Linked DNA regions of Mus musculus: all the other regions are linked to region 2. The links are chromatin loops, found by intact Hi-C in ENCODE. Cell type or tissue: heart. All regions are shown on one strand.

Region 1 (8,000 bases), 130 kb before region 2:
GCAGTACCGCAAGGCCATGTGCATATACCTGCTCTGTCCCCACCTTCTCTGCTAGTGCAAATTTACCACCTAGGAGCTGCCCCTCAACCCAGAGAGTGCTTACTGCTTCTTCAGCTGCCAAGAGCTAAACAGCTTGAGTCAAAACTTCACTGTGCCTTGAGGAATGGGTAGATAAGCCTATCTTCCCAGCTGTATGAGAATGTTCATCAGTGAAGACCACACAGAAGTCCTCCATAACCCCGGTATTGGGCAGGACCCCTTTACATGCCTGTGAGATTAACTGGAATGTTTCCAACAGAGGCCCTTGAGGAATAGGAACAGATGTCTGTCTGTCTGTCTGTCTGTGTACATATACCCATCCAGGACAAGCAGCTAAGCATACCCCAGGACTCACACTGGTAGGGCCTCAAAGGCAGGATGGGGAAGTAAGAGCTAGAAGGTGACTTTTAAACTGTCCGGGGGGGGGGCGGGGGGAGGGGTATGTACAGAGAGGTTTAAAGTTTGAGGTCAGTCAGGGCTATATAGTTAGATCTTATCTCAAAAAATATTAAAAGTGGAAATTCTCCTTTATCCCTGAAATGCCACTTCAGAGCACGAGAATGGCAGGTATTTTCCTGGTCTCCAAGATTCATGGGACTGGAGAGCTGGCTCAGCAATTAGGAGTGTTTGCTGCTCTTCCCAAGGACCTGGGGTTCATCTAGGCATTAACATTCCCCATAACCCCAGCATCAGGATATCTAATGTCTCCATCTAGGCTCAACCGACATTTGCACACATGTATCATACACATACAGCACACAGAGTGGGGTAGGGGCTGGGGTAGGGGCTGAAGAGCTGGCTCAGCAGTTAGGAGTACTTGCTGATCTTCCAAAGGGCCTAGGCTCAGATTCCAGCCCCCATGTGAAGCTGCTCACAGATCACCTGTAACTCCACCCCTCCTCTGGGTTTAACCACCAGGAAGCCTACAAGCAACCCTACCTCTTACTTGCAAGGTTTACTCAGGCCACCAGCCCCACCTGGCCATGTCTGAGTTCTGAGGACACAGCCAGGTTGCCCAGCTTAAAACTTATGGCATGACCCGAAGTTCCTAGAAACTCAGCCATCCACATCTGACCCTGTCAGGCTTCCAGGGAGTGGGTCTCCCTCTTTTCTCCACCCACTCATTTCTAAGACATACTTTTAAAATTCACCTTCCAGTGTCTGCTCACCCTAGAAGCATCAGCTCATCCATGCTAATCCCTATTTTCTACCACCCTGAGAACAAACATAGGAAAATGCTTCCTCCCTAATGGAGGAACTTACAACCTAACAAAGAAAACCATGCAAGATGAAGGCAGCAGACACCCAGCCCTCCTCAAAGGCAGAGGTGTGCTTGGGGTACAGGAGCAGCCAAAATGTCTTCTGCCAAGTGCAAAAGTTGGAGTGAACAACCCCAGCAAGGGATAAACAGCAGGGGGCACCCTAGGGTTCCATTCAGGAGCAACAACAGACCACTGAAGGTTTGCCACCCCCCTACCCCCCCTCCCTGAGTGATCATAGCCCATGTAAGTCAGTATGATGAATAGCGTAATAGGAGGGGCTGGACAGATTCCTGCTAAAAGATGGATACACTCACATGTCCATCAACAGGTGAACAGTTAAGCAAACTGTACTGTTTCCACTCTCAGCTTATTCAAATACAAAGCACACACAGTTACAGCTTTGCATGAAACTATGTCCGAAACACACAACTCCTGCAGACAGAAAGCACAAGTGGTCCAGGCCTAGGGAGAAGGCAGAGCCTAGCTTCCAGGTGATGAATGCTCTCAAATGGATGGTAGCTATGGCTCGGGGACTGATGTAGGAAAATTGTCAAACTTCCTGTGGGTGACTTGTGTCCCCATGAAACACAAGCAGAAAGGGCTTTTGATCTCTTCCGGGAGATGACAGCACTGAGCAGGTCCAGGGTGGTGGAGAGTGGGTCCCGCTCGCTGGAGGGCTCTGGTGAAAGAACGGGTCCAAGCATTTGCCCCAAGCAGTTTCTTGCAAAAGAAAACACAGAGCCTTTCTCACCCTTGTCTTCTCTTTAATGTGTAACCATTCTGTTTCAACATGGGAAGAAGACCGAGGTTTATTCTTCTAGAGCAAAAAGCTCCGAAAACAAAAGAGCCTTTCAGCAGACAGTGTTGGGGGTGAGTGCTCTGGGGATAAACCAGCACACAGATTCCCGTGTCCAGCTCTCTGGTGTCTGACCTAGAGAGTGAATCATACTGAAGACACCATTCAGGCAGGGCCTCTAAGCACCTGATACATAATCCCTCTCAAAAAGACAGATCTGTATCGCCACACCTGAGGACAGCCCCTCAGAATCCAGACTCCATAAAATCGACAGATCAGGAGGTGTCCCAGACTCTGGGCTCATCTTCAGGGTCTCCTTCGCCATGCCCCAAGAGCTGCAGCTGCAGTTCAGACAGAGCCCCTGCTCGCTGAGCTCACTCTGGATTGCAGGGCAGGGCAGGTGAGGCCATGACGAGCTTGAAAGGCTGTGCAGAAAAGGAGGGGGGAGAAGCTTCCGGTATTTATGATTCCCCTATTATTTACACAAAGTGCTTCTTGCTTGACAATGCAGATTAAAATGTTACTGCATCTCAGCATGTGTTGCAAATTCTCGGAGTAAAACCACTGAGGCAGCTAATAGAGGCTTCACACAGCATGGCTTAAGTCTGGTCTACCCCAGGTCCAAAGCCCGCCTGGCAGGCTGCCTGTTATTTGGGGGGGGGGGTCACCATTCCACCTTCACACCTCCCTTCTTTTGAGGGGAGAGGGATATGAACTCCCCTTGCAAAACACAAGGTATGTAACAGAAACTTGTATTCAACCACAAGATGCCCCCAATGATGGGAGGAAAACTGTACACAGAATTTCTCCCCCTTCCTCTGACCAAGGAGGAAGTCCTCTCAATATATCTGTATTTCTCAAAGTAACTGAAAAGTAAAACAAAATATCCCAGTGCCAAGGGCACTGTCTGTTGGAGTTACCCTATTGCTACTGTGTATCTAACAGAGGGAGTTAACAAACTGTAGTTTCAGAGTTACCTTACTGCTACTGTGTATCAGAGGAAGTTAGCAGGCCAACTGTCCTCTAACTATATATAGTTTCATTACCTGCCTGTGAACTTCTAATTGAAACTTAACCTTTTTATTTCATATTCCAAGGGGCAGCACAGGAAAACAGGGGTGGAAAAGCTATGACCCCCCCACCCCCCAAATAACTGTATATAGAGAGATTGTACCTTTAAATTCTTCCTTGAATTAAAATATACACTGCACTACACCTGACTTATGAAATTTTTCGCCCTCACTCCTGCACTGCAACTAACTTCTCCAGGGCAAGTTTTGGGTTGCCCATGCAAAACTGAGTAGTCTCTGACCTTGTAAATCCATCCGGTCCCAGCCAAACTGCCAATCACCACCAAAGTCCTCCAGAAAGCACAGACAGTTAAAATCACCAGCTCATTACATAGGTGAACCCTGAGAGCCCTTGCAGACGGCGTAAGAGAGACAGGCAACTCTATTAGCATGCTGAACCCTGCCTCGGGCCCCCTCCTCTCCCTCTTTTATGAGCCCTTGTTATATAAAAGGCCACAAAGAGAAACAGAAAAGCAGACTTGCCTTCACAAACACAAGTTCCGATGGCCAGGCCAAACCCTGGCTGCCTACCAAACGTTATTTTTAGGCATCTAAACGGGAAACATTTTTAAAAGGCCAGAGAACAAAAGTTTTCTGGCTTCCTTTCTTTCTTTTAAAGCACTCACACAAAAAGATGGAGGCACTGTTCCTTTGCAGGCAATACTCCCGAGTTCAAATTTAAAGGCAAAGGCATCCTGGGGGTGGGAGGGCTCCTCCCCCCCCCCCACCTCTACCCCAGGCTGCCTCTACCTTCAGACAGGATTTTCAAAGATTTCCTTTGTAGCCTTATCTAAATTCCGGCATACGGGATAATAAATAGCTACTCATTTACTATCATAAAAAATTTAAAGCCCTGAAATAGTTGCCACAATCCAGAAGAAACGATCGCACACAAGCTCGGAAAGACCTACTCCAGATAGTGAAACTAACTGGCACGAAGCGCACACATAAAGAGACATTGTTGCGAAGAGAGGCACCTAGCATTGGTTTTTCCATTTTAAATCTTCTGCTCCAAGCCTAAGACTTCACAACTTCGCGTTTTACCCAGGCTATCACACTGTTCCAGATTTGTTAGTTTTGTTTTGTTTTGAGTATCTGGTTTGATTCTACACAGTGATTAAACATCTTTGTGCTCTGCGGAAAAGGGTCTTCCAACCCCTCCCCCTCCAAAAATGGCATCGAAGCAATCAAAATGGTAATGCCGGGCCTGGGTCCCCTCCCCCCGCGAACTCCCCGACTTCGCCGGGGCCGCGCGCAGGCCCCCCTCCGGCGAGAATGGAAGCTTCCACTCGCGGACGGGGGCGCGCAGCCCGGGGGTGGGGGGTTGGGGGGGACGGGCTCCGACAGAAAGGGGCAAATGCCTGACTCCCCAGCCTACGGTCCAGCCCGGCGTCCCCTCTGCTCTTGCGCGCCCCCTCCCATCACTTTGCAACTTTAAAGACTCGGCCTGGAGCACCGGCCTGCGAGCCGAAGCATCCTCCCAGGCAACTGCGAGCTCCGCGCCGCTGGGGAGAGGGGGGTCCCCGTGGGCTGGGAGAGGGAAGTCGGCCGGGCCGGGGGTCCTCGGGCTGCCCTAGTCCCGGGCGGGCGGCGACATTCCGAAGGAAGCGAGAGCTATTCCTGGGCCCGGGCGGCGAGCTGGGGGAGGGAGGGGCGCGCCCCCGCCCGCCGCCTCGGAGACCCGGGTGCACCATTGGCTGTACAGCTCAAAGTTCTCGGCCGGCGGCGCGCAGGGGCGGGGGCGCGCGCGGAGGGGGAGGGGCTCGGGGGCGCGCAGTCGGCAGGGCTCCGGCGGCGGCATCTGTTCGTGGTGCTGAAACCCGGAGCGCTGAGCTCAGCGCAACTAACTCACAATGGACAACTTTTCTTCGCCGTGGGGGCGGCGGGCGCGCACCCCCATGGTTGGAGCTCCTCGCGGGTCCCCACAGCCCCTTTCAGGCATAGACACTCAAGTTAGGGCAGAACTGGGGGGTCCCGGGGGCGCCTTTCTTTTGTTCCCCGGGAGCTGGCGTCAGGTTCCGAGAATAAAAAGTGAGGCCGGCGGGATGGCCGGGAAGGGGCCGGCTAGGAGAAGGATCACCAAACCGGGTCGGCAGTGCCACGCGGAAATGGCTTCCAAGGAGTTTGGGGTGCGGGCCTGAATTGCCGCCCCCTTGTGTCCCCCTCCCACCGCAGCAGGGATCAGGGGATGCCGAGGCCGGGGAATGTCCACGTTCCCAAAACATGTCCACCGCTCAAGATGGACGCCGGGCAGCCGGCGCCTCGGAAGGTACGGCGCAGATCTTTGGCCGGCCGCCGGAGCCTCGCGCTCCCCTCAGCCACCACAAATCAGCTCTTTCTATCAAGAAAGGGAGGACGGCAACTTTGAGGACTGCAGCCATAACCCCACGGGAGTCGGAGCGTGCGACGACCGTACAGGCACTTTTTAGGGTGCTGCCAAAGTGCCCGGCGATCCTCCCTGGACCCCGGTCCCCTGTGGGGGATAGGCCCCTCCTTACTTGTTTGTCGCTGAGCGCTGCGATCCGTGGCTGCCTTTCGTGGAGCTGCTTCTTGAGGTCGCCGTTCTATGAAGACACAGAGGAGCGGGCTCAGCCTGGCCGCCCCGGGGGGGGGGGCGAGCAGGCGAGCCCCGAGCCCCGCATCCCCACCACCCACTGCCTGGCGGACCAAGCCGACCCCAACGCGCCCCAACTTTCCGGGACCGCTTTCCTCACACGGGCCACCGTGCAATGTCGCGCGAAGCAGCTTACCTGTGGCTGCCGCCTCATTGGGGCAGCTCCCGGGGCGGGGCGGGGGCCGAGGCCACCCGGCGGCGCGCCCCGAGCCGTGCAAGTTTGCAGGCCGGGGTGCGGGTGCGAGTGAGTGTAAGAGTGTGTGCCGGGGGAGGGGGGACGAACAAAGAGCCAAGTAAACACGGCGAGTCCGTGTCGAGCAAAGCTCATAAATATTCAAGTCGCGTCCTAATCTCCCCAACACACACACGCGCACGCCGCAATATCACTCGGGCACCGGCCGCCTCTCGCCGGAGTCACAATCGCCAAACTACTTTTGCTAACAGTGAGGGTCGGTGCCGGGCTGGGCCCGGAGCAGGAGGCTAGGAGCTGGCCGGTCCATGCACCCTGTTCCCTGGGCAGCTCTAGGAGGGTCCCCTTTCCGGTCGCCCGAGTTGTGCAAACGGGGCAGTGGCAGAGAAGACGCCACGCTGGGGTCCCACGAACCCTGGATCTGCAAACAGTGCTGGATCGCACGGAAGCGAGGGGGAGAGGGAGAACTAAGGGTTCCATCCCAGCCCCGGGACATGTTCCAGGAAGGGGCCTGCTTCCAGCACCCCTGAGACCAAGAGTTAGATACGGAGCTTCGATCCCTCTCGCCTCCACTCCCCGGGCCACTAAGGCTCCCCGGTCCAGTATCCGGGACTACCTACCTGGTGGCGCGCGAGTTCCACCGCGAGCGCCTCGGACCGGCTTTGCAGCTCCATCGCCGCAACTTGGGCAGCACTTTGCGCTCACTTTGGCCGGAGCTCGCAGGAAGTTGTGCGGCTCGGCGGGAACCAGACCGGGAGAGCTCGGATCCGGTGTCCCGGGCACAGAGAGACACGAGTTCCCTCCTGCAGCGCCGATAGGAAAGGAGGCTGACGAGAGGGAAGAAAGGCGAGCTGGCGCCCAACTCTTCCGGCTGCCGCTAAGTTGCGCCGGGTGCCCGGGCTGCCTGCGCCGCCCGGCGCATGGCCCCCAGGCGCCGGGAGCCCCGCGCAGCCCCCCAGCGCGCGCCCTGTCGCCGCCCGCGCCAGCTGACCGCCGGCAGGGACTATATTTCCTCCGGCGCGCGCGCCTGGATCTCGCTGGGGCCGCGGCAAAGTTGTGCCTCGGCACGATGCTAATTCGGCAGTGCCCGGATGGAGCGGGCCGGGGCGGCAGGAGGCGGTGCCGGGAACCCGCTGCCCGCCCCGCCCCGCCCCGCCCGGCCCGCGCGTGCGCATTGCGTTCGGCCCAGCGACCAGGCTCAGGAAACAAAAGTGGCGGCTGAGCGGAGCGCAAAGTCGCGGCTCTGAGATCTGGGCGCCCGAGCGATCTCCTCGGTGCGCAGCCGAGAGCACGGGGAGCAGGGAATGCTTTCACAGTCCCACTCCCGGAGCGACAATTCCCGCAGCAAACTGAGATGCCACCCTCCTGCTTCTTGCACCTCCTCCCTCCTCCGCTTCCCCTTCTCGCCTCGCTCTCCGGTTTTATTTAAATCACCCGGTCCTCTCCCGCAGCGCCTAGCACTGAGACTGGGGAACTAAATCAGTCCTGTCGCCGGAGTCCCAGCGCCTAATGGCCGCTGTGGTATTTAAATAGTATGAAAACTGATCTCTTGATTGGTCCTTTAATGATTTTTTTTACACTCACAATTAAACTCTCAACAGATGTCCCTAGACTTTTTTTTTTCCAGACAGTTGTTAAAAATCGTAAACACGACAGGTCAGTGTGACATAAAGCAATCATAACTACAGCTGCGGAGATGACATTTCAGAATTCCCAGTCCCGGGGCCGGGGTCAACGTCTCAGAGATTACTGCGGCGGAGTTTCCTGTCCTCATCAATTAATGTCGGGGCTTTGTGCCCTGCTGGGCGCTAGCACACTAGTGTGTTTCAAAGAGGCCAGGGAAAGGGGGGCCTCTGTGTCAGAGTAACCGTGAATTGATAGAGACTCATAACTAACTCTTTCCGTGGGTCACAAGAAAAGGAGGAAGGAAGGAAAGAAAAGAAAACTCAGGCACACCAGTCAGAAATGTCTCTTCAATGGATGCCAACAGTCTACATATTTCCTTTACCCCTCAGGAGAAATCTCTCTC
Region 2 (8,000 bases):
TGGGCAGCCACAACCTTGGCTGCTTCCCAGCAGGGTTTTATTTAACCTAGCAGTTACCTGCACACCCCTCTCCCCTCAGAGACCGCATTCTGCAATGAAGCAGGGACCAGCTTCAAGACCTAGCACTCAGCCAGGGCTCAAAAAATGTTCCTCCTGTAGAGGCCATTGCGGAAGAGTCAGAAGTCAGGTGTGTAGCTACAAAGCGCCTTTCATCTCCGGGGTCAAGTGACCACCATGTGGGTGGGGCCAGCAGCTTCCTCATCATAAACAGACACTGATTCAGTCAGGACAGCTTTCCCAGGCTCCCTGGACACCTTCAGAACCACCCCTGGGGGACAACAACAGTCTTTGAGGCCACAGCATAGCTCTGAGTAACTAACTCACTTGCCTCAAACACCCGAACTCATAATGGGCCGCGGGTGTTGTTCAGTGACAAGGCTTAGCATGCATGAGGTTCTAGGTTCGAGTCCCAGGGCGTGGTGGCGCACACCTTTAATCCCAGCACTCAGGAGGCAGAGGCAGGCGGATTTCTGAGTTCGAGGCCAGCCTGGTCTACAAAGTGAGTTCCAGGACAGCCAGGGCTACACAGAGAAACCCTGTCTCGAAAAACTAAAAAAAAAAAACTAAAAAAAAAAAATTTATTCCAACACTCAACAGGTCGTCACAGCTAGGAAGTGAGGGTGGCAAGATGGAATAATCCAGAGGGCAAAACAGAAACACAAAGGCAAAACCAAACAAAAACGTAACGCTGTCCTGCAGGCTGAGAGCATAGCTGACCACATGCCAGATGTAGAGTACTCTGACCCAGGTTCTGAGTTCCTACGTTCTAGGTGTGTGGGCCAGCCATTAGGCTTGTCATGGATAATATTCACCATCATCTTGACAGGATCTAGAATCACTTAAGAAACAAGGCTCTGGGGGCTGGTGAGATGGCTCAGCGGTTAAGAGCACTGATTGCTCTTCCAGAGGTCCTGAGTTCAAATCCCAGCAACCACATGGTGGCTCACAACCACCCATAATGAGACCTAAAGACAGCTACAGTGTACTTACATATAATAAATAAATAAAATCTTTAAAAAAAAAAAAAAAAGAAAGAAACAAGGCTCTGGGCAAGTCTTTGAGAGGTTGTCAGGACTGGGTTAATCCACATGGGGAGACCAGCCCTGAATATGGGCAGCACCATCCCATGGAACAGGGTTCTGGACTGAATAGAAAGAACATGACATGAGCTGGGTGCCAGCGCATGCGCGTGCATACGTGTGCGTGTGCGTGTGCGTGTGTGTGTGTGTGTGTGTGTACATGCACCATGTGAGCAGTGGCCTCAAGCACCAGCTACCATGATAAACTCTATCCTTGCCAAAACAAACCCCTCCTTCCCTGAATAGCTTCTGTTAGGTAGTTTATCAAAGAAGATCAAAAAGCATCTAATCAAGTCCCCAAGCCAAGTCTCAGGCTTGTCCCTGCAGGCTCTCCTAAGTGGCAAAGGCTCCATTCACCTTGGCCATCCACACTGCTTGCACACCAGCGGGGGAAATGCTTCATTTGTTCCCTATGTTTACCGACCACATGTTCTATATGTGTCCCCGTGCTAGGCACCAACAGGAGGACTGGGCAATGCCCTCGTGGCTCTTAAGGCTAGCTGAAGGGACACCCACACGGCTCATCATAATGCTACAGTCGCGCCAGTTGTCTAGGACAGAGGAGACAGGGCTATGTGACGGGTGTGGAGGATGGATTCCTGGCAATAGCTAGGAGCTGAGACTCAAAGGAGAACTTACAGTGTCTGAGGAGCAAGTGAGTAGGAGCAGCTTCCCAGGCAGAGGAAACACCGGCACACACTGCCTTCCAGAACGTCAAAACACTAGAGTCTAAGAACTAGGTAATGGAGGAAGCCTATAAGAGGACACTGAAGACTGGGAGAAGTGATGACCTGGTCACTGTATGAGCTAACAGGTCCAGCAGGCCTGGCTGGGGATGTGGCAAAGCCCTGGGGCCAGAAGAGCCAGCAGTTAGCCAGCTGTGCCACTTCCTCATTGGGTGCCCCTGAACAGGGCTCCTTATGGCTGACAGATTATATTCCTGCTTGGCAAAAGTGGTACTGTGTTAGAGTTGAACTGACAGAGCGTGCACGGAGCACCTAGAGTGTAGTGAGTCCTAGGTAAGGCTGAGTTCTGGGATTATTCGTTGCTCTTAGGGAAAGACCCTGAAGGCTGTCTAGGAGTAGAGACTATATTATAACAGACATGATGATGCTTTCTGGTCAGGGACCACAAAGGTGTGTGCAGAGAGGAGTGTGAAGGAGCTACCTGGAGCTGCAGAGGTCACAGGGCTGAGGGGCTTACAACAGACGGTTGCCCAGACCCTCCCCAATTCAGACATTCTGTGCCAGGTTGACAGCTGGCCCTAACAGGTGGGCACCCAGTAGGTGCTCAAATACATGTTTACTGAGTCCATTAATAAGGACACTCTAAATCAGCTACAAACCATTCTCTGGACACCTTTTTGGAGAAAAAAACCCACTAAAATCTGTGTCCTTATCTATACCCCCAGGTGGCTGTACCTGCCTGACAAGAGAACTTTGCTGAGGTGAGCTGGGCTAGACCCTGCTGCCTAAGAAGGCCAGGTGCTAAAAAAGTCTCCTTCAAAAAAAAAAAAAAAAAAAGAATTGAAATTCACTTCTGCTTTTCACAGAGCCTCCCGGGCGTGGCCTACCAAGGGACCCTGAGTTCCAGGTGTTACCCTCTCCCTCTGCTACTGTGGTCCTACCAGGGTACCAGGGTACACTTCCACTTTGGAGCACTGACAGGATCTAGAAGGCTGTTACTTCCCTCAAAGAGAACTCAAGCCCTGACAGGGAGGTGGGGGTGAGGGGACACAACATAGAATGAAGTCATTCCTTACATGAAGAAGGGAGGGGTCTTTTTTTTTTTTTTTAGAGAAAATGACAAGCCCAAGATTATAGGGGAGGGGGTTTCTGCCACATGGTTCTGGGCAAATGTATCAGTTATGCATTACCTCACATCCAAGACGACCCCACCCACACCTCCCAGGCCCTTTCAAACAATGAGACACCCCCACCCCACCCAGCAGCTGAATGACTCCTTAGACCAGAATCACACCCGGAGAGGCTGTAGCAAATCCCTGATTCCAGTGCTAAGTAGGTGGGTCAAGGGGCAGAGGCCCAACAGGTCCCTTGTAGAGCTAATGGACAAGAGGACCTTTAGGTGCAGAAAGACAAAGGCTACAGCAATCAAGAGCCGCGGTCTTCCATGTGGGCTGGGGAATGTGGTCAGGGCACACTGCCTTGAACTCTGAACTCAAGGGCCTCCCAAAATCTCACGCCCACACTCCCTGCAGCAGCAGTGGGGCCCCCAGATCTTCCAGGAGAAGGAAGAAGAGTTAAGGAACCACGAAGAGGAAGAAGGAGCTGGGACAGATATCCTGGCGGTCAGAGGAAGATAGGGACGCGGAGACACAAGGATCGGGGTTCTGTGGTACCAAAAAGACACTGAGACTTGGGGTCCCGAAAGACAGAGCCCAGGGCGGTGGGGATGCACGGAGGGCAAGGAGCACAGGGGGACTAGCGGAGGTGGACTCGCGCGGACACTCACGCGCGCGCCCGTCCCCGTCACTCACCCAGGCCGCAGACCTCACGGCGCAGGCTAAGGCGTCCGCGCTCCTCGGCTATGGCGCGCAGCATGTGCTGCAACGAGCGCTCCTCCGCTTCGCTGCTGTCCACGGACTCCCGGGAGGCGGCCGGCCCAGCCCGGAGCCCCGCGGGCGCGGACGCCGAGGCACAGGCCCTGCCCGGCGGCCGCGCGGAGGCCATGCCGGGCCCCGGCTCATCGCCCGCGCCGCGCCCGCGGGGGCCACCGACACGCCCCGCCGCCCGTGCCCCGCTGCCGCCCGCCGCGAGCACCAGTGAAGCCACAATCCGCTTTTGTGTGCGTCGCCGCCGCCGCCGTCGCCACCGCCGACCTCGGAGCACAGCGGAGCACTGCGATCCTCAGCTCCGCCACCGCCCGCCCGCGCGCGCTCGACACCGCCCAGGCCCCACCCCCGACGCGGGCCCGCCCCCAAACCCGCCCTTTCCCCGCCCCCGACACGCAAAGGCCCTGCCTCATACTCCTAAAACTCCGCCCAGATCTCTGGGCAAGGCGGTGAGTCGTCCCTGGTCCTGGCCCCGCCTACTTCCTTGCGACCAGCTGCTGCCAACTTCAAAAGCCCATCGCGTCCTCGCTCCAACCTGTCGCGTGACGTTCTCGTCATCTCATTCCCACACCTTCCTTGGCCTGCTGACCTTCCCTGCTGCCCGTGTTCCCCAACCCTGAGTCCACTTTCTCCCGCCCCCCGCCCCCCCTCCAGTAGAGTCACGCCTCTGAGCCGCCCCCTCTGCGCCTCACTGATTTTGCGCTTTGTCACCGCCCTGTGCATTCCCTGAAGCCTCCAGCACACCAGCTCTGCTTATTTCTGTCTGAACCTTCCAAGTAGGTTCTGCTAAAAACTTGCTTCACAAAACTCAACAAGAAGTTACCACCTCCTTTCGGAGGTCTCCTGGGACGCCTCAGTTTCCTCTGCTGAACACTTAGGAAAAGGGGTCAGAGAGTTGCTTCCTGTCTTAGCTCCTGTGCTGACTAGAGGCCAGAGGTGGATCAGATCAGCTTGCATGTGATCCTAATTAAAGGCCAAGGTCCAGCTGGGCATCCATCCCTGTGCTAAAAGAGGAAGATGCAGGGAGCAGCCGCCAGAAGCCACGTTCTGAACTCACTCGGTGGTCCTTTCCCAGGACCAGGGTAGGTGACCATGCACTGCTGGTCTCAGCCAGTTACATTTCCAGTGTCAAATTCTCACAATCATGCTAAGCATAAAGTTCTGTCTGCCCCGACTCTTCTTCACCCTGTCTGGGATACCCTTCTCCTAGTCTCCTGTCTCCTTTGGATCCCAGTGTCCTCCAATACATTTCCTCAAAAACAAACAAACTATATCTTGCCTGCCTCCTGTTCTATTATTCCTAGGCACAGCATCCTTACCACTCCCCTGACATCACACTGCATAGCTGTAGGAGGCGTCTCAGAAAACCAGCCCCTTTCCCTTGGGCTTCCCAGTCCTCAGAATGGTTTAAGCCTCCCGTCTGTGACATTGCACCATGGCAGCTCTAACTAAGACACTGTGTATTCCTCAGGCCTGGCTTCTGACAACTGTATTCCCAGCGCCCAATAAATGCAGGCTGTGTGATGGAGACTGGAGAGAGGCCTGCTGAGGAAGATTGTCTCTAAGGAAGGTGGGGTGGGACCACAAGGTGTGGAAACCACTCCAGAGCAGGAAATTGGCAGCTTTGGCATACTGTTCAAGCCTTACCTGGGATTTGTACCGCTCCCCTGAGATGCTCAGGGTAGGGCTTGAGTGACTAATTCCATGGTCCCAGAGCAGTGGTTCTCAACCTTCCTGATGCTGGGACCCTTCAATACATTTCCTTGTTTTATGGTGAGCCCCAACCATAACTTACTTTTGTAGCCACTTCATATCTAATTTTACTAGTTATAAATCATAATATAAATATCTGTGTTTTCCAGTGGTCTAGGGTGACCCCCATGAAAGGATCATTGAACCCCACAATGGGAGCTGAAATGACACACAGGTTGAAAACCATAGTCCTAGAGTCAGGCACAGGAGGGACTCTGTAAAAAGGTACGTATCTCGGAAATTACTGGCCTTTGTCTCCTCTCCCCTGGGCCTGTGGCCCCATCTATTAATGAGGACCCGGTGTGAAAATTGAGGTGACAAGCTGTGAGTCTGGAGAACTGAAGTTTGGCTGTGAGAACGAGGGAAGGGACCAGCCCTCAGACAGCATATGTGAGGTCTTAGACTGGCAGTGGTACTCTTCTCTGTTTCCAGGGAAACCGCATCACTGCCTACACATCCACAGTGCCGGGCTGTTGTTTGAAACCCTTGCTGCTCCAACACCATAATCACCTTTGGGGCTCCCCTCCCCTGGGGAGCCTTCTGAGGAGCTTGGCCAAAGCATTATGTCCTTAGCCACTTCACAATCCCTCTCCCTCGACCCCCACGCAGTCACTTCCAAAGGACCAGCATCAAATCAATTCACTCCATCGTCCCTGGCACCTATTCCAGGACAGATGCCAAAATGTATTTGTTGAATAAATGCAGGAGCGTTGCCTGGGTTTTCTCCATTCTCATTAGTTATACTCAGTGTTCACATGGGGACTCTCCTGAGCAACAGGTATGGCATATTTTGCACAGGACCAGTGAGCCGCACTTTCTCCACTCCAAGGTTCTACTGTTCCTTGGTCTTGGGTGCTTATCACTGAGTACATGTTAAATGAGTCAGGCTGGATATGAGTGTGGTTAGTTGCAAGCTGGCTTGCCTGTACACATCTATGATTCCATGACTCAAGGGTCGTAGGCCGGTGAGATGGTTCAGCAGGTTAACCTCTCATGTATGTTGTAATATACAACACATGAAAGTATTCAAAATAAAAGGAGTGGAGGACTGTGGGTTCGAGACCAGCCTCGGCCAGTAAGACTTAAAAAAAAAAAATATGTCAGAAAGACTTAACAACGGTAAATGCCTTGTTAGTCCAGCATTGCTGGCCTGGACTCCTAACCTATAGGTTTATAAGATAATAATTGTGTTTAGTTGTATTTAATGTTAATTTTGTGGCAAAAAAAAAGAAAACGTGTTATAAATATCCTGAGTTCACCTTTGTCCAAGCAGTCAGGGTTTTTTTTTGTTTTGTTTTTTGTTTTTTTTTTTCTGTTATTCTGCCTTCTGCTTATAGAAGCACACTGAAAAACCTGCCTGCCTGCTCTCAGCTGCAGCGTTTCATTCTGGAATACCGAAGCCAAGTTTAGCAGAAACACGAATCAGCCACAAGTCACTCACTTTCATGGCACAGTTGCTTCATGTTTCATGTTTCTGCTTGGGGCTTGCCTTGCTGTCTCCCTGGTATGCCGGGGTGACGTCTGTGGTTCCATTGTTAGCTCTACCTGTTTGGCGATAATCTTACTCAAAGAGCCAGTAGGGACAAATGCCCATGGACCCCTTTCCTAGTTCTCGAATGGCCAGAGACCTAGAGACTTTTTAGGAATGACTCTGGCTCATCTGAGAGCCCCATGCCTCTGACCTCTCTCCCTCAGGCCTCCATTTACTGTCTGTACAATGAGGTGAGAGACTAGATAATCTCAATTACTCCTGACCTTACTATCCTGTGGGTCTGTCTTAGTCAAGGCTTGTATTCCTGCACAAAACATCATGACCAAGAAGCAAGTTGGGGAGGAAAGGGTTTATTCAGCTTACACGTCCACATTGCTCTTCATCACCAAAGAAAGTCAGGACAGGAACTCACACAGAGCAGGAGCCTGGAGGCAGAAGCTGATGCAGAGGCCATGGAGGGATGCTGCTTACTGGCTTGCTCCCTGTGGCTTGCTCAGCTTGCTTTCTTATAGAACCCAGGACTATCAGCCCAGGGATGGCACCACCCACAATGGGCTGGGCCTGGGCCCTCCCCACTTAATCACTAATTGAAAAAATGCCTTACAACTGGATCTCATGGAGGCATTTTCTCCATGGAGGCTCCTTTCTCTGTGAAAGCTCCAGCTTGTGTCAAGTTGACACACAAAACCAGCCAGTACAGGGTCTATGATTGGGTCTCCAAGAGAAAGAAGGCAACCAGTCAATTCTTAGGGTAGGTGGACTATAGCCAGCCTACCAAGGGTTCTTCTGTCCTCCCCTGAAACTCTGCTAAGGGCAAGAGCTTGCTGGAAGGCAGGAGTGTGTACTTACAGCTTCCCAGCCAGCTGTTCTTATGACCCCAGGTTCTCCCCGTTGCTCAGAACTTGCTTCTTGACTTTGAACTTCCGATCCTCCTGCCTTCATCTCCCGGTAGGTGCTGAGATCACAGGTGTATACCACCATACAGGTTCTCTCACATCTGGGAAATTCAATGCAGCCATCCCCAGATCTCCACTGCAAGGTCTCC
Region 3 (8,000 bases), 48 kb after region 2:
TCACAGCAGAGCTCTCACTTGGCTTGGGTTAGCCACCTGAACTGGGGAATGCAGGGGTTCTAGGAACTGACAGCATGTATGTCTGTGTACCATGTGTGTGCTTGGAGAAGACAGTCATGGGTCTCACTGTGTTGCTTTGCTTGGCCTAGAATCCAATTGGTTGACTCACAGAGATCTACTTGCCTCTGCCTCCTGAGTGCTGGAGTTTAAAAGTGTGTGCACCACCTTCCCCAGCCAAATATGTCTCTTCACCAGAGACCCTAGCTCTGGGACTCCTCATGTTGATGAGATGCAAAGTGAGTTAATGTATTGAGCCAGCCCGGTTCTCTGCATCTTCACCAGCACTTGATGTGATGACTATTTTTCACTTTAGCCTCGTATTGGGTGTGCAGTGGCTGAAGCGCTGCCCATTCCCTCCAGAAGTGGGGTGGGATTCCAGTCCTCCCAGCACTGTTTCCACGTGGCTTTTTAATTCTGAACGTTCTAGTGTGTAGTTGTATCTCTGAGTGGTTTTGATTGGCATTTCCCTCATGGATAACAACACAGAGAACTCTTCCAGGTGCCCGCGTGCCATCTCCAAGTCTTTGGAGAAGCCTGTGTTCAAATATTTACTAAAGTGCATTTCTTTTTTCTTTCTTTTATTTATTTGTTTGTTTGTTTGTTTGTTTGTTTTTCGAGACAGGGTTTCTCTGTATAGCCCTGGCTGTCCTGGAACTCACTCTGTAGACCAGGCTGGCCTTGAACTCAGAAATCTGCCTGCCTCTGCCTCCCGAGTGCTGGGGTTAAAGGCATGTGCCACCATGGATTTCTGAGTTCGAGGACAGCCTGTTTGTTCTACAGAGTGAGTTCCAGGACAGCCAGGACTGCACAGAGAAACCCTGTCTCAAAAAACCCAAAAAAAAAAAAAAAAGGATTGCTAAAGTGCATTTCTTAAATCTTCCACTGCTGTGGGTTGCTGGAGGGCTTTGCATATGCAAAGCGAGCCGCAGCCTTCTTGATTAGTTTCAGTTTGCTTTTACAAATAAAGTCTGAAGGTTTTTAAAAAATTGGACCCTTTACCTCCTTATTATTGAACTGTGAGAGTTCTTTATATATTTTAGATCAGGTCCTTGGTCAGACATACACGTTCCAAGGTTCTGATAGTCTAAGTCTTTCCCCTATGTGATTTATTTTTTTTCTCCCTGGTCTTATTGGCCCCACCACTCCCGTTGGCAGTCATTTTTCCTTGGCTAAACAGTCATTTCGACAAAGGGCGAGTATGGTTTTTCTGTTGTATCCTGAGCTCCTAGCACAGTGGGCACGTGAATACTTATTCAGTACTATTTCATAGCTCTTGGGGGTACAGGAGACCTGGGAGAGGAGGGTCTCAGAGCAGCCTGCTGCAAAGTTTCAGGTCAGCAGTGAGGAGGCCCTATATGAAGTAAAGGTGAGGCAGGCACAGCCATTCGGGGTGAAGTGGGTTAGAGGTTCTTCCAAGCAGCCCTACCGCCAAAGTCATCTTGCATCATCCTTTCTGCTCAGAGGCAGGGAAACCTGGACGACTTTGGGTGTGTGTGGAGCAGGGTGAGGGTCTTTGTTGGTTCCTCTGTCTTTAGTGTTTATGGCTTGCATGCAGGATGACACATACCTGCAAGTGGCTATAGTGCTTGGTATCTATATAGGCTGCGGTAGTGACTCAAGATCTGTTGTTTGCCCCCCTGTACACTGATGCAGGGTCTGTTTGCTGGAGGCATTCCAATTTTATTATAAAGCACCAGCTTCAGCCCGGCAGTGGTGGTGCAGGCCTGTAACCTCCCCTCCCTAGCCTGAAACCAGTTTGCTCAGGTTTCAGTGTTAGAGAGCCTGGGGCAGAGCTTGCTGCCCTATCGTCCTGCCACTCCCACTGCTGCTGCCTGCCACCTAGCTGTTCCGGAGCTATCACGTGTTCACCTGCAACCTTACTCCAAGATGATTTGGCGGGAATCGGGCCCCTTCCCCTGCTTCATAACTGAGTGTCAGAAATAATAAAATTGAACCTTGATCAGACTGCCTGTCTTGGTCCCCCCCCCCCCCGCATGCGCGCGCATACATGCCGCCTAGCCCCCCTCTTCTCTTCCAGGTTTCCAAGATGCCTTTCCAGACTAGAACCTAGGCATGTGAGCCACTGGCTGAACGAAACACAGGCCTTTAATCCCAGCACTTGGGAGGCAGAGGCAGGCAGATTTCTGAGTTCAAAGCCAGCCTGGTCTACAAAGTGAGTTCCAGGACAGCCAGAGCTATACAGAGAAACCCTGTCTCGAAAAACCAAAAATAAATAAATAAATAAATAAAGCATTAGCTTCATCTCTGGTGGGCGTGTGTGGGTGTGAGGGGGTGACAATATGTTGTCGTGGGACACCTGTTGTGTCTTTTCTACCACCCTAGCATTTCTCACTGAGTCTGGCAGTTCTTTCCTTTCTGGTTGTGCAAAGTTCTTTCTGTAGCAAACCAGACAGCAGCACACTGAAGCAGCTTGACTGACCAGTTAAGTCCCTGTGTGTGTGTGTGTGTGTGTGTGTGTGTGTGTGTGTGTATCCATGGCATTACTGTGGAGATCTGAGGACAAACTTCTCTGTGGGTTTGGGTCAGGGTCCGTCTTATGTTGTTCACAATGTCATGAGCCAGACTCGCTGGCTTTGGAGCTTCTGGAATTCCTCGGGTCTTTGCCTCTCATCTCACTGTGGATGTGCCACCATGCCTGACTTTTAGGTGGGCTCTGGGGATTCAAACTCAGGTCTTCATGACTGCATGGCAAATGCTTTACCCACAAGGAGACATCTCCCCATTCCTGACTCTGTTTTCTGAATCTGTGGGGGAAAAAAGTCACAATCCTTACTGCACAGGGTTGCTGTGAGAGTGAAGGAAGAGGTGTCACAGGGAAGTTTAGCACATAGTTTGTGCTTTGTAATCATTACTCTCGCAGACTTCCACAGGCACTTGCATTTCAAACAGACTGACATCTCCTGGGGTAGCCACTGCTGCTTGCCTCCAAGGCCACCTTTGGTATAACAAAGAAAGGAATCTGGTCTGTTGAACTCATGCCATGAAACATATTTTGTGCACACACCTATTCATGAATTTGTTCAGCCTACCTGAATGACGCACTGCAGGAACACACTGGCGGGCGCTACATTATCTACTCAGAATGAACACAGTGGACAGGGATTAAAGCAGTTTTCTGAGACTCCCTGTAAATCAGGGTGATCCTAGTACTGCCAGGCTGGGTAGAAAGTGTTCATCTGTCTCTCTTGGATACAGAGGAGGGCATTGTTTCTAAGGTGTCCCTTTTGTCCCTTCTGTGGGTTTGCCCTTGTAAAGCTGCTTGGCTGAATGGGCAGAGACTTCCGATCTGTGTTGACCTTAGATGGAGAGTTGGGATTACTGAGGCTCTGCCACACTGGATCTTGGAGGGCATCCAGTGTGTGGGTGGTGTGCTGTGGGTTCTAACTCCTCAGCTCCTAGCCTACAGTCTCCTTGAACAACTTCCTTCCTGTAACCCGGGAACTTCTCCAGTGTCACAGGTTCAAGTCTTAGGACCCTTTATGGAAGCAGGAGCTTGTGAACTAAATTGCATCACATGTAAATTGTTCAGTCTAGTAGTGGGAAGCCCAGACCTTTGAAGCCAATGCATGGTTGGTATTGCCAATACAACTTCTCTGGGCTTCCTCCTCTCCTGCTGTTAATTGCAGTAAATGGGGTGCCATCCTCATGGGAGATGTCCTGAGGACTGAAAAAAACATTTTCTCAAAGGCCAGCTACTTAGTAGGTACCCAGACTCAGGTGTTCAAACCACTGTTCTGGGCTCTGGTGCCACAAATTTCAAGCTGGCCAGGTAGTGATTTTGTATACCTTACACCCACAGAGTAGGTGGAACTCTGTGAGCTTGAGGCCAGCCTGTTCTACAGCGCTAGTTCTAGGACAGCCAAAGCCACATAAAACCCTGTCTCAAAAAGAAAAGAACAAAAACCCAGGTTTTATTACACATGCATTTTTCTTATGGGGCTGAAGGGATGCTTACAGCAAACCCATGTAGAAAAAAAGGAGCCAGAGGTAGAGGAAGTCCAAATAACTTGCCTGGGCAGGCCGACCTGGGAAGATGAGGAAGAGGAAATAGGCTTTGATCCATCCCAGCCTTATTTAGAGAAAGGAGAGGTGTCATTGACTTTTAAAGGTCCTCATGCTGAGTGCTCCAGCGCAGAGCCCACCCACGTGTACTCTCGAACGTTCGGGGTGGGCACTGAGTTCACCCGATTAACAGGTGCTGAACCTGGGTACATATGCTCATTAGTCCCTGGATCTAAGCCCAAGCTAGACGTGTCCAAGAGGCACATCGGAAGGGCCAGACGCCTACTCTGACACGTGGTAAGGGAGTCGGTCACTGCGGGGAGGACGTGAAGCATGCTAGGCTGGGGAAGGGCACAGGCTGTACAGCCTGTGGCTTGAGGTAGATGGAGTGAGCCCGGCTGGAAGTGGTTGCCCAAGGGTGGTTCCGGCCGAGCTCAACGCCTTCTGCGTTTCCGCGGGGCTGTCCAGGCGTGCAGATGGGGAAACTGAAGACAAAACAGCGCTGGGAAGACTGGCCGCGAGACATTCAGTCTCTTAAGACCAGGCTCATCGTGGACACGACAGCACAGTCCGTGGGTCCAATCGTAGCTTCTCTTGGGGGCGGGACGCGTCGTGGCCACGCCCCTTCGGGCGGGGCTTCCCGTTGCCGCGGGGCCGTTGATTTCAGGGCGGAACGTTCGCGCGGGCAGTGCGCGCGCGCGGGGGGAAGGCCTTGAGAGAGCGCTGCGGATTCGGCTGGGCAGGCTCGGCGTGGTGCACGCGCAGCGCCATCCGGCGCAGCGCCCGGCGGCTCCACCCAGCCGAAGGGGCGCGACCCGGGTGGGAGGCGGCGAGAGCGCGAGCGACACTGGTGTCTCCGTGGCACGGCAGGTGAGGCGGCGGGTCGGGGCTGGGTGCCAGCGCCTCGCGTCTCCCCAGCCCTCAAAACCCGCCTAGGGTGCCCAGGACCCTAGTGCCCTCTGATGCGCTGGGGACCCTGCCTCCGACATCCCCTGGGCTGCCTGGGTCCGCGGCCACCTGTGGACCTGATTACCTTCCACACCTAGAAAACCTCACCATCCTCCAGATTTCCCTCAGACTCAGCACACAGACCTCGGCGGCTTCAGGGCCCGAGACCGTTATATCTTCTCCAGAAGTCCAACAGATCCCCTCTGGTCCAACTCCAAAGCTTCGGGTCTCCAGGCCCATAGACTCCCATCCTTTCTTGGGTGGAGAGGCCTTCAGACCCACCTATCCCTAGAGACCTTCCTTCCTAGGATCTCCTGCCTCCTGCTCTCTATCTTGAGGTCCACAGAGCTTTTCAGCTTCTACTAGAGTGTTCTTGAGGTTTGTGAATTGTAAATAGGGATAAAAGTAGCACCATCTGATAGGTCAACAGAGGACCACGCATAACCAAAGAGGAGGTGGGATGTGGGGCTTCGCATGTGCGTTTGTTTTCACCGTGCAGTGGAGGCTGGTGTGGGACCGACTCATTGTGGAGAATGGCAGCGCTGGGAGTAACGGGAGTTGGGCAGTCAAAGCTCTTTTAGATTGTGCCCTCAATGTGTGGTAGTTTCTGTTACCACACACAGCCCACCAAAACCAGTCCAGGAAAGTAAAGCTTGATTACAGTGGTCTAATTGATGGGACGAAGGTAAACTAAAGGTCCATCTTTCTGGGATCCTGATTTAAGGGTGGCTGTCTTCCCTGAGGTGGAGGTTTGGGGCCAAATGGTACACATCTTATCATTTTCAGTCCTGGAAATCTCTAGAACAAGGATTATCCTTTCCTCGGGCTATTGTCATTGATAAACAGTCCTTGACTTGCTTGCTACACCGGCAGTCTGGTACCCTGAGGTAAAGCCCCAAGAAAGAACATGGCCTGATGATTGTGAAAGGCAAGGGCCAGGCATTTTTAAAGAGGGAGTGGATACCCTCTGCGGCCCAGTGCTGGGTGCTGGAGGCAGATGACACAGCTCCAGCTGGTAAGGGTTGGGAGGTGGGGATTAGCCAAGTTGGTGGTACTTAAGAGTGCCTTCAAGGCAGCTGGGGCTTGGGGGTTCTAGAGAGTAGCTGGGGTGAGGGAAGGGGATGCAAGAGGTAACAGGGAAGCAGACTCTTAAAGGTTGAGGAGTTCTGAGGATCACACCCAGGCCTTATGTTCACAGGTCAGACTGACTGGTGACTGAGCCATGTCCCTAGTCCTGGCTTACATATTTTTTCCAGTGGTCACTTTAGCTGTGGTGGAGCGACTTTTTTTTGTAGGCCAAAAGACCACAAAAGGTAGGAATGACTTGGACCCAGGCCGTGTGGTTCAGTAGCTCTCTAGAGCTTGACTGAGCTGAAAGCCCAGGCTTCGAGCTTGGGGCACTGACACGGGAACTTTTTTTAGGTGAGATTTTTATCTGTTTGCTTATAGGTGGTACTCACCTTAGCGCCTCACCAGGGTGTCTGCTATCCAAGTATAAGACACACTGCTTCCGGTAGGGGGAAGAGGGACTGAAGTCAGCGGGGGAGTCCTGAAGGAAAGGGGAAGGTACTGAAGGAGACGAGTTCGGATGTGTACCTGGAGGGGTTGAAGCTGCAAGCAGGAGGTGTCGATGTCCAGACAGGTGAGCACTGGAAGGTGTGACATGCACTACTGTAGGCAGTGAACTAGGGATTATAAGGAATAATGGATGAAGCCGGATTTGGGAGAAGGAGAGGGAAATGGAGATAGCCTAGTGCAGGAGGGCTTTCTGTGGCTACCACAGCCACACGTGACTGATAGGTACTTAGAATATACCTACAGTGGCAGGACTGGCATTTAATGGGTTAAATCTAGGGGTCCTGGGAAGCATGTAGGCTTCTCTGATATTATCCCATGGAATGCCTCTGGCCACCTGGCTTGGACACACTCTTCCTTTTTCACGTGTGAGGAACAGTCTCAGGGTGAGCCACGCAAGGCTGTAAGCAGCACAGCAAACTGTTGTTGGCTGGGCCCTTCTGGGTTGTGTACCTGTCTTTCCTCCCCAGCCTTCTGCCTGGAGACATGGCCATACCTCTTGTTTAGCTCTCCTTATCAATTCTGCTAAAGTTACTGTGTTCTGCAGGCAGCTGTGTGACAGAGCTGTCGGGGTTGGCTGTGTGTGTGTATCTGTGTCCATCTGTCTGTCTGTCCATGTTCTGGGCTTTCTGATGGTGTGTTTCTGGAGAATGGCAGAAGTCCCACAGGCAAAACGTAGCAGCCAACCTTGGGGCCCAGGATGACCTAGGAGCGTGACAGGGAGGCCTGGGGCTGCAGGGCGTAGGTAGGCCTGAGCTGAGAGTGAAAGGAATCGGGGTAAGCCAGAAGTGAGTTAGAGCCAGAAGTGGGAAGATGCTGGCCAAATTACTGGAGTCTCAGCTTTCACCTCAAAGAAATGAAGCCATTTGTCATTATAGAAACCCTAGATCCCTCCAGCTCTAAAGTTTTGTAGTGGTTTTTTTGTTTTTGTTTTGTTTTTAAGATTTATTTACTTATATGAGTACACTGTAGCTGTCTTCAGACACACCAGAAGTGCTCATCAAATGGTTATGAGCAACCATATGGTTGCTGGGATTTGAACTCAAGGACCTTTGGAAGAGCAGTAAGTGTTCTTAACCCCTGAGCCATATCTCTAGCCCAAGTTTTGTAGTTTTTCTATAGAGCATCTCTTCTGCATCTTCTGGGTTTGGGGGTGGGGGTTCACTTGGGCTCAGGTTGGGGTGTTTTTTGTTTTTTTTTTTTTAACCTCCACTGACTTATAAAGTGATGTAAAGACCTGCCTTACAGGACTTGTCCCCCCTGATGGGCAGACTGAAACAGTGCCGTGGGTGTCAGGTTTCTGGAAAAGCTTCCTATGTGTCCCTTGGCATCCCTGCACACTGGTGGTAGAACAGGGGCAGGACTGCAGCGTGGTGGTGGCTGCCTCTAGAGCT

What was found. Hi-C counts contacts between places; a loop is a spot of excess contacts. Peaks named below come from ENCODE experiments on the same cell type or tissue, not always from the same donor. Only the 100,000 strongest peaks of a DNase experiment are listed, where the experiment ranks them.
Region 1: it touches region 2 in a loop (7-fold over the local background); 11 of 42 quality-filtered maps call a loop at or near these places.
Region 3: it touches region 2 in a loop (2.3-fold over the local background); 6 of 42 quality-filtered maps call a loop at or near these places.

The regions. Positions count from the first base shown.
Region 1 is chr15:84,849,074-84,857,073 of GRCm38, forward strand. Phf21b (PHD finger protein 21B) reads right to left here and starts at 7,056. Exons shown (of 13, transcript NM_001081166.2): 1 at 6,592-7,056; 2 at 5,666-5,731. The coding sequence starts at 6,645. In heart, CTCF peaks have their summits at 1,425 (motif pointing right) and 4,574; DNase peaks (open chromatin) are centred at 3,638, 4,888, 6,628, 7,098 and 1 weaker place; H3K4me3 peaks cover 4,626 bases; H3K27ac peaks cover 3,622 bases; H3K27me3 peaks cover 2,078 bases.
Region 2 is chr15:84,983,973-84,991,972 of GRCm38, forward strand. 5031439G07Rik (RIKEN cDNA 5031439G07 gene) reads right to left here and starts at 3,999. Exons shown (of 10, transcript NM_001033273.3): 1 at 3,637-3,999. The coding sequence starts at 3,700. Gm39558 (a long non-coding RNA gene) reads left to right here and starts at 4,063. Exons shown (of 4, transcript XR_875533.1): 1 at 4,063-4,160; 2 at 5,183-5,484; 3 at 5,574-5,688. In heart, a CTCF peak has its summit at 4,015; DNase peaks (open chromatin) are centred at 1,989, 2,859, 3,249, 4,169 and 1 weaker place; H3K4me3 peaks cover 2,137 bases; H3K27ac peaks cover 1,806 bases.
Region 3 is chr15:85,032,292-85,040,291 of GRCm38, forward strand. It overlaps Fam118a (family with sequence similarity 118, member A), which reads left to right and starts at 4,771. Exons shown (of 9, transcript NM_133750.4): 1 at 4,771-4,953. In heart, no CTCF peak of the experiment used is centred here; DNase peaks (open chromatin) are centred at 4,750, 6,016 and 6,624; H3K4me3 peaks cover 1,704 bases; H3K27ac peaks cover 1,460 bases; H3K27me3 peaks cover 1,640 bases.